2 separate regions of the Homo sapiens genome follow, and region 2 is linked to region 1. A link is an interaction called in ENCODE POLR2A ChIA-PET data of the cell type or tissue named here. Cell type or tissue: Panc1. All regions are shown on one strand.

Region 1 (2,500 bases):
TGGTGTTCATCCTCACTTAAATTTGCAGCCAAAATTATTTTTTCAGTCTCTTTAACCCTGGTGGGCCCCCTGAGAGCATGTGTGTTCTGGGCTTTTGTAATTAGGCAGCTTGCACCTGAGCGTCTCCATCTCTAGTAATTAGAGCTCACCGCGGCAGTTTCCTTCCCAGCCGATCTGGCCATGGGGCCAGGAATGAACACATGGAGGAGTGATGAGGGTGGTGTGCGGCTGTCTTGACCTCTTCTGCACCTTACCCTACTTCAGGATGGCAGGGTTCTCAGTTACACCAGGGGTGCCTGAAAGGCAGGACCCGCATCCTCCATTCTACCCTCTCAGCACCGAGCAGGATCCCCTCTCGTGGAAAACAGCTCACCCCGTGTATTCATGCACAGCTATGTATTTTGAGGGAAGTGGCTCTTTCTGTTTTCATCTGTCACTGTCCACTAAGATACAAATAAAGAGAAAACCTCTGCATCTCTAAATGAAAACACTGAACGTATTCAGAATAGCTCCGTTTCACAACCCCCTTCCATCTATCTACCCAAGTCATAGAGTGCAATGAACCTCAATGTCTTTTTTTCAAGCTGTTTTTCATTCTAAACACCTAAGTTGACTTTCCTGTCCCACTGCAGTAGCCAACAGCTAAAAATAAAATGAATTTCCCTGGGCAATATATAGAAAGGCATACTCTCTCACTTTTTTCCTTCGTGGGCTAGACAGATGCTTGCTGGTTCACTTGCCAATAATGATCGACCTGGCACTCGACTGAGCCTTCAAAACACTAAACATATCAAAGGCCCCAGGTTAACCTCTGAGATTTACTTTGGAGTAATTAATAGGTTTATAGTCCTTAAAATAATCTATGGATGTGCCAAAGAAAACTGTACAACAGTACTGTCCGTTTAGAGGCCCCATCAAACATGGGGGATGTCTGATGGGGCCTCGAAATGGACAGTACTATTTCTAAACCTGGGGGATACTCCACAGCAGCCTCGCTGTCCAGCAAGTCAGACCATCACGTCAAGCAGACATGAAGAGAGAGATGGGAACAAGCTAGGGGGATGTGGACAAGACGGCAATCTGCTTTGGGAAGAAGAGCATCAGCCCACAGCATCTTTTTTAATCTTTCCAACAGAGGCTCCAAAGCACCTCCTCAGCCCAACCAGCCTCCCTGATGAAACTCAGGGCTGTGGCTGGTCAGGAAGAGAAATGAAAGGAAGGGGAGGGGGACTGGCCATGGCAACAGAGGTGGGGAAGGGGAGGAGGGTGAGGAGCTGGCCGTTTTCCTTATCAAGTGGTCAGTGGTAGAGAAGACGGTGAGGTCACTCAGAAGACAACTGAGCTAGGGAGCAGCTGAGTGCCGCAGTTACTACCCGCCAGCAACAGTCGCATGTTCACCGGCGCTCTTTTCTTCTCGTTCTGCCTCTAAGAGGCACAGAAAACAGACAAGCAACTGCAGACTAATGTACTTCTTAATAAGAACAGCAGCTCCCGTGACTGCGTTCTCACCCTATGTCAGATACTCTGCTAAGAACTGCCTTATGTCTTCCCCTTTAAGGCTATCAATGAATATTTATTATTTTAAGTGAGGGCTTTCAAAAATACAGTTGATCCTTCAACAACATGGATTTTAAAAACTGCATGGGTCCACTTATTGTAGGTTTTTTTTTTTTTTGATAAAAGTTACAGCAAATGTGCCTGCCTCTCCTGCCTCCCTTTCCCCTCCCTCCACCTTTCCCACCTCTGCCAGTCCTGAGACAGCAAGCCCAACCCTTCTTCTTCCTCTTCAGCCAGTATACTCCACAGGAAGATGGAAAGAATGAAGACCTTTATGATGACCCACTTCCACTTAATGAATAGTAAACATATTTTCTCTTGCTTATGGTTTTCTTAATAACATTTTCTTTTCTCTAGCTTATTGTAAGAATAATATCTATCATATATTAACAGTACATATAATACATGTAACATACAAAATGCATGTTAATCAACTGTTTATGTTATCAGTAGGGGTTCCAGTCAACATTAAGCTATTCATAGTTGAGCCTTTGGGAAGTCAAAAGTTATATGTGAATTTTTGACTGCATGAGGGTTGGCACCTCTAACCCCAGAGCTGTTCAAGGGTCAACAGCACACACTCCTGAGTTCCAAGAATAGTCTACCACTTGCTGATCACATGATCTAAGGCAAGTAACTCAACCTTCAAAAGAAAACCTTTCTTGATCTGTAAAACAGGAATAACAGAATTAACAATGCATGTAAGGCATGTACTTAGCTGGTGCAGACAATGATTCTGATAACAGCTAATGTTTACATTATCCTATACCTACTCTATAGTGCTCACACACAAACAGAATGAGGCACAAGAGAGGCCCAGTAATGTGTCCAGCCCCACAGCTAGTCAGCGGTAACATCAGGATTCCAACCTATAAGTCTGGTACCAGAGTCCATGTTCTTAAACCATTAATCTACGATGCCTCTCAAGTAAATAGTCAATAAG
Region 2 (2,500 bases), 240 kb after region 1:
TCTTAGGTTGTTTTCCAACTATGGGCTCCATTCAGACTTCAGGCTAACCTCACACAAGGTCAGATCCCACCAGACACAGAATTGTCATTTTTGAGGAGGACTCAATGTTTGGCAAGCGTCCCATTTTGGAACCTCATCCACAAGCACTTGATGAAGCACAATGAATGGACGGCTATTCGTCCATGCCTGACATTTATAAAAGCACAAGGGCTGCCAGAAACCTTGACAGAGAGAAAAATCAATTATTTCTCTCCCTGGCATTAGCCAGCTCTTGCCGACTATTCATCTTACGCGTGATGATGACTAATATCCGTCGGATGGCAAGGAGCCGCTCTTTGAGCGAGGTCATGCCGAGGATGGCCAGCTGAGCCTTGCGCTCCAGGGGCAGCACGGCCAGGATCCACCAGGACCAGGCAGGGCCGCTGGGATTACTCTGCAAAAGAGATGAGGGGAAAGCAAGGTTAACACTGGAAATGCAAGCCTGTTCCCCAACACAGTCTTTTGCTCCACCAACAGACACGTGAGCAAGAATTAAATGCCACCTTGTATTTTAGGGCTAATTCACAATTCATTCAGCTCTCAAAATACATAGTTTACTTTTATGGTACACATTTAAAGGTGGGGGAACTCACAAAAGGAAGAGCCTGCAAAGAGAAGCATCTTCCATGGGGAGATTCTATGAATTAGTTGCTTCTGTTCTCTCAAGCTTTCAGTTAAGAGTATATACCAGTCAGAGGAGAATACTATCACTTTAACCTTCACTTTCCAATGTTCTGTGCTATTATTTTTTATGTCTTAAGCATGCCATATAAAGCATAATATTATAAAGGCTAAAAGTATGTGTACAAGTTTGAGTGACATACTCAATGTGGCAAATGAGTGTATGTATGAAACATATATATGTATGCATGTCATATGCAAGAGTTATCATAAATTATATATATAAGAATTATTATGCCACCAAATAACCTTTATTTCACATAATCAAACAAAGCACTTCTAGACTAAGTGCTAGGCAAAAGCCGATCATAAACTCGTTCTCAATATTCTTAGTACTGGAACCAAGATATCCAGGCCTTTTTGTTTCCAGGGTCTAGGATTCTTCACTCTATTCCTTCTCCAAAAATGTGCAGGATGCCGATAAGAGCTGGGAGGGTGAACTCTGGAGTCACCTTAGTTTAGGGTGAGGTAGATTATGCTGGAGGACTAGGAATAGCACTGTGGCCAAAGCTCACCAGGGGTAGCCCAAGTCACTGTGAGGAAGACATCAACCTGCCCTTCAGAGGTAGAAAGGCACAGATGGAGAAAACAACCTTTTATACAGATTCACACTCTTTTCCCTGCCTCATCTCACAGAGAAAGAAAAAAACTGAGTAGCACGCTTAATGGGAAGGACCTCATATAAAAATTGATGTATTACCTAAAATCCCTCTGTAGTCATGAGAAAAATGGTCCCCCATATGGTACCTTATATGGCAGAGGGAATTGGAGGATGTGATTCAGTTAAGGACTTTGGGATGGGGGGATTATCCTGATGGGCCCAATGTGTTCATATAGGGTCCTGTCTGGGCTGTGGTCAGAGGGACATGTGGCTTTGGAAGAACGGTCGGAGAGAAGCAACATTGCTGGCTCTGATGGAGGAAGGAAGCCGAGGAATGCCGCCAGCCTCTACAAGCTGCAGAGACAAGGAAACAGACTCTCCCCCACAACCTCCAAAGAGAAACGCATGCTGCCATCACCCTGATCATAGTCTGGCCTGCAGAACCAGGAGTGAAAGATAATACATATGTGTTGTTTTAAGCCACCACGTTCGTGAAATTTCTTAACAGCAGTAGTAGGAAGCTAATATACCCGCCAAGTAGAGATTGATTAATTTGGTTAATAAACAACAACTCCTAGGAAAAAGAATGACTCATATCCTAATGCAAGTCAGTGTAACCACCATGCTTTCTGAATCTGAGTTCCAGGATACTGCAGAACAAAGGCTTATGCAAAAAGGGCAAGCCAGGAAGGACTTAATGGCAATTTCTGGCAGTTAAAGCATTTTTCTGTGTTTGGAAAAAAAAAGAATTCAGGCAGGGGGTAAAAGATAGAAGCTCCAAGAGACAGAAAAAAAAAGTTAAAATGGATGGGAAAAGACCTTTCACATCACCCTAAACCAGCTGAGAGCCAATCCCCCTCCCCTACTGTCTTTGACAGCTGAGCATCCATGTACAGGTGGGAGGTATACACTCTCAGGCACAATCTTAAACCAGCCCAGCCTGGCTCTCCCATCTAATGCAGAGGAGAGGCCCACCTGAGCTTAGAAATGCTCCACAAACCTAAGCTCATTCATTGCTTAAAGAACCAGCTTCACCAAAAGTACTTGTAGGGAGCACCAGAGAAAGCCCATGACAGCTGGGCAGCAGGGTACTTAGAGGACAAGGAAGTCACGCTACTAATGTCACAAGAATGATGGGATTTTTCTCTTCACTTATTCAACATCTCTATACCAGGTGCA

Evidence for each region. Peaks named below come from ENCODE experiments on the same cell type or tissue, not always from the same donor. Only the 100,000 strongest peaks of a DNase experiment are listed, where the experiment ranks them.
Region 2: POLR2A ChIA-PET joins it to region 1 with 11 read pairs; 2 of 35 experiments call an interaction of 5 or more read pairs at or near these places.

What each region holds. Positions count from the first base shown.
Region 1 is chr2:100,043,906-100,046,405 of GRCh38, forward strand. The region is part of intron 4 of AFF3 (ALF transcription elongation factor 3); the gene reads right to left. Among named protein-coding and RNA genes, the nearest start is that of AFF3, 97 kb to the right of the region's middle. In Panc1, no CTCF peak of the experiment used is centred here; no DNase peak of the experiment used is centred here; H3K27me3 peaks cover 403 bases.
Region 2 is chr2:100,284,060-100,286,559 of GRCh38, forward strand. LONRF2 (LON peptidase N-terminal domain and ring finger 2) reads right to left here. Exons shown (of 12, transcript NM_198461.4): 12 at 1-433. The coding sequence ends at 239. Among named protein-coding and RNA genes, the nearest start is that of LONRF2, 37 kb to the right of the region's middle. In Panc1, no CTCF peak of the experiment used is centred here; no DNase peak of the experiment used is centred here; H3K27ac peaks cover 1,756 bases.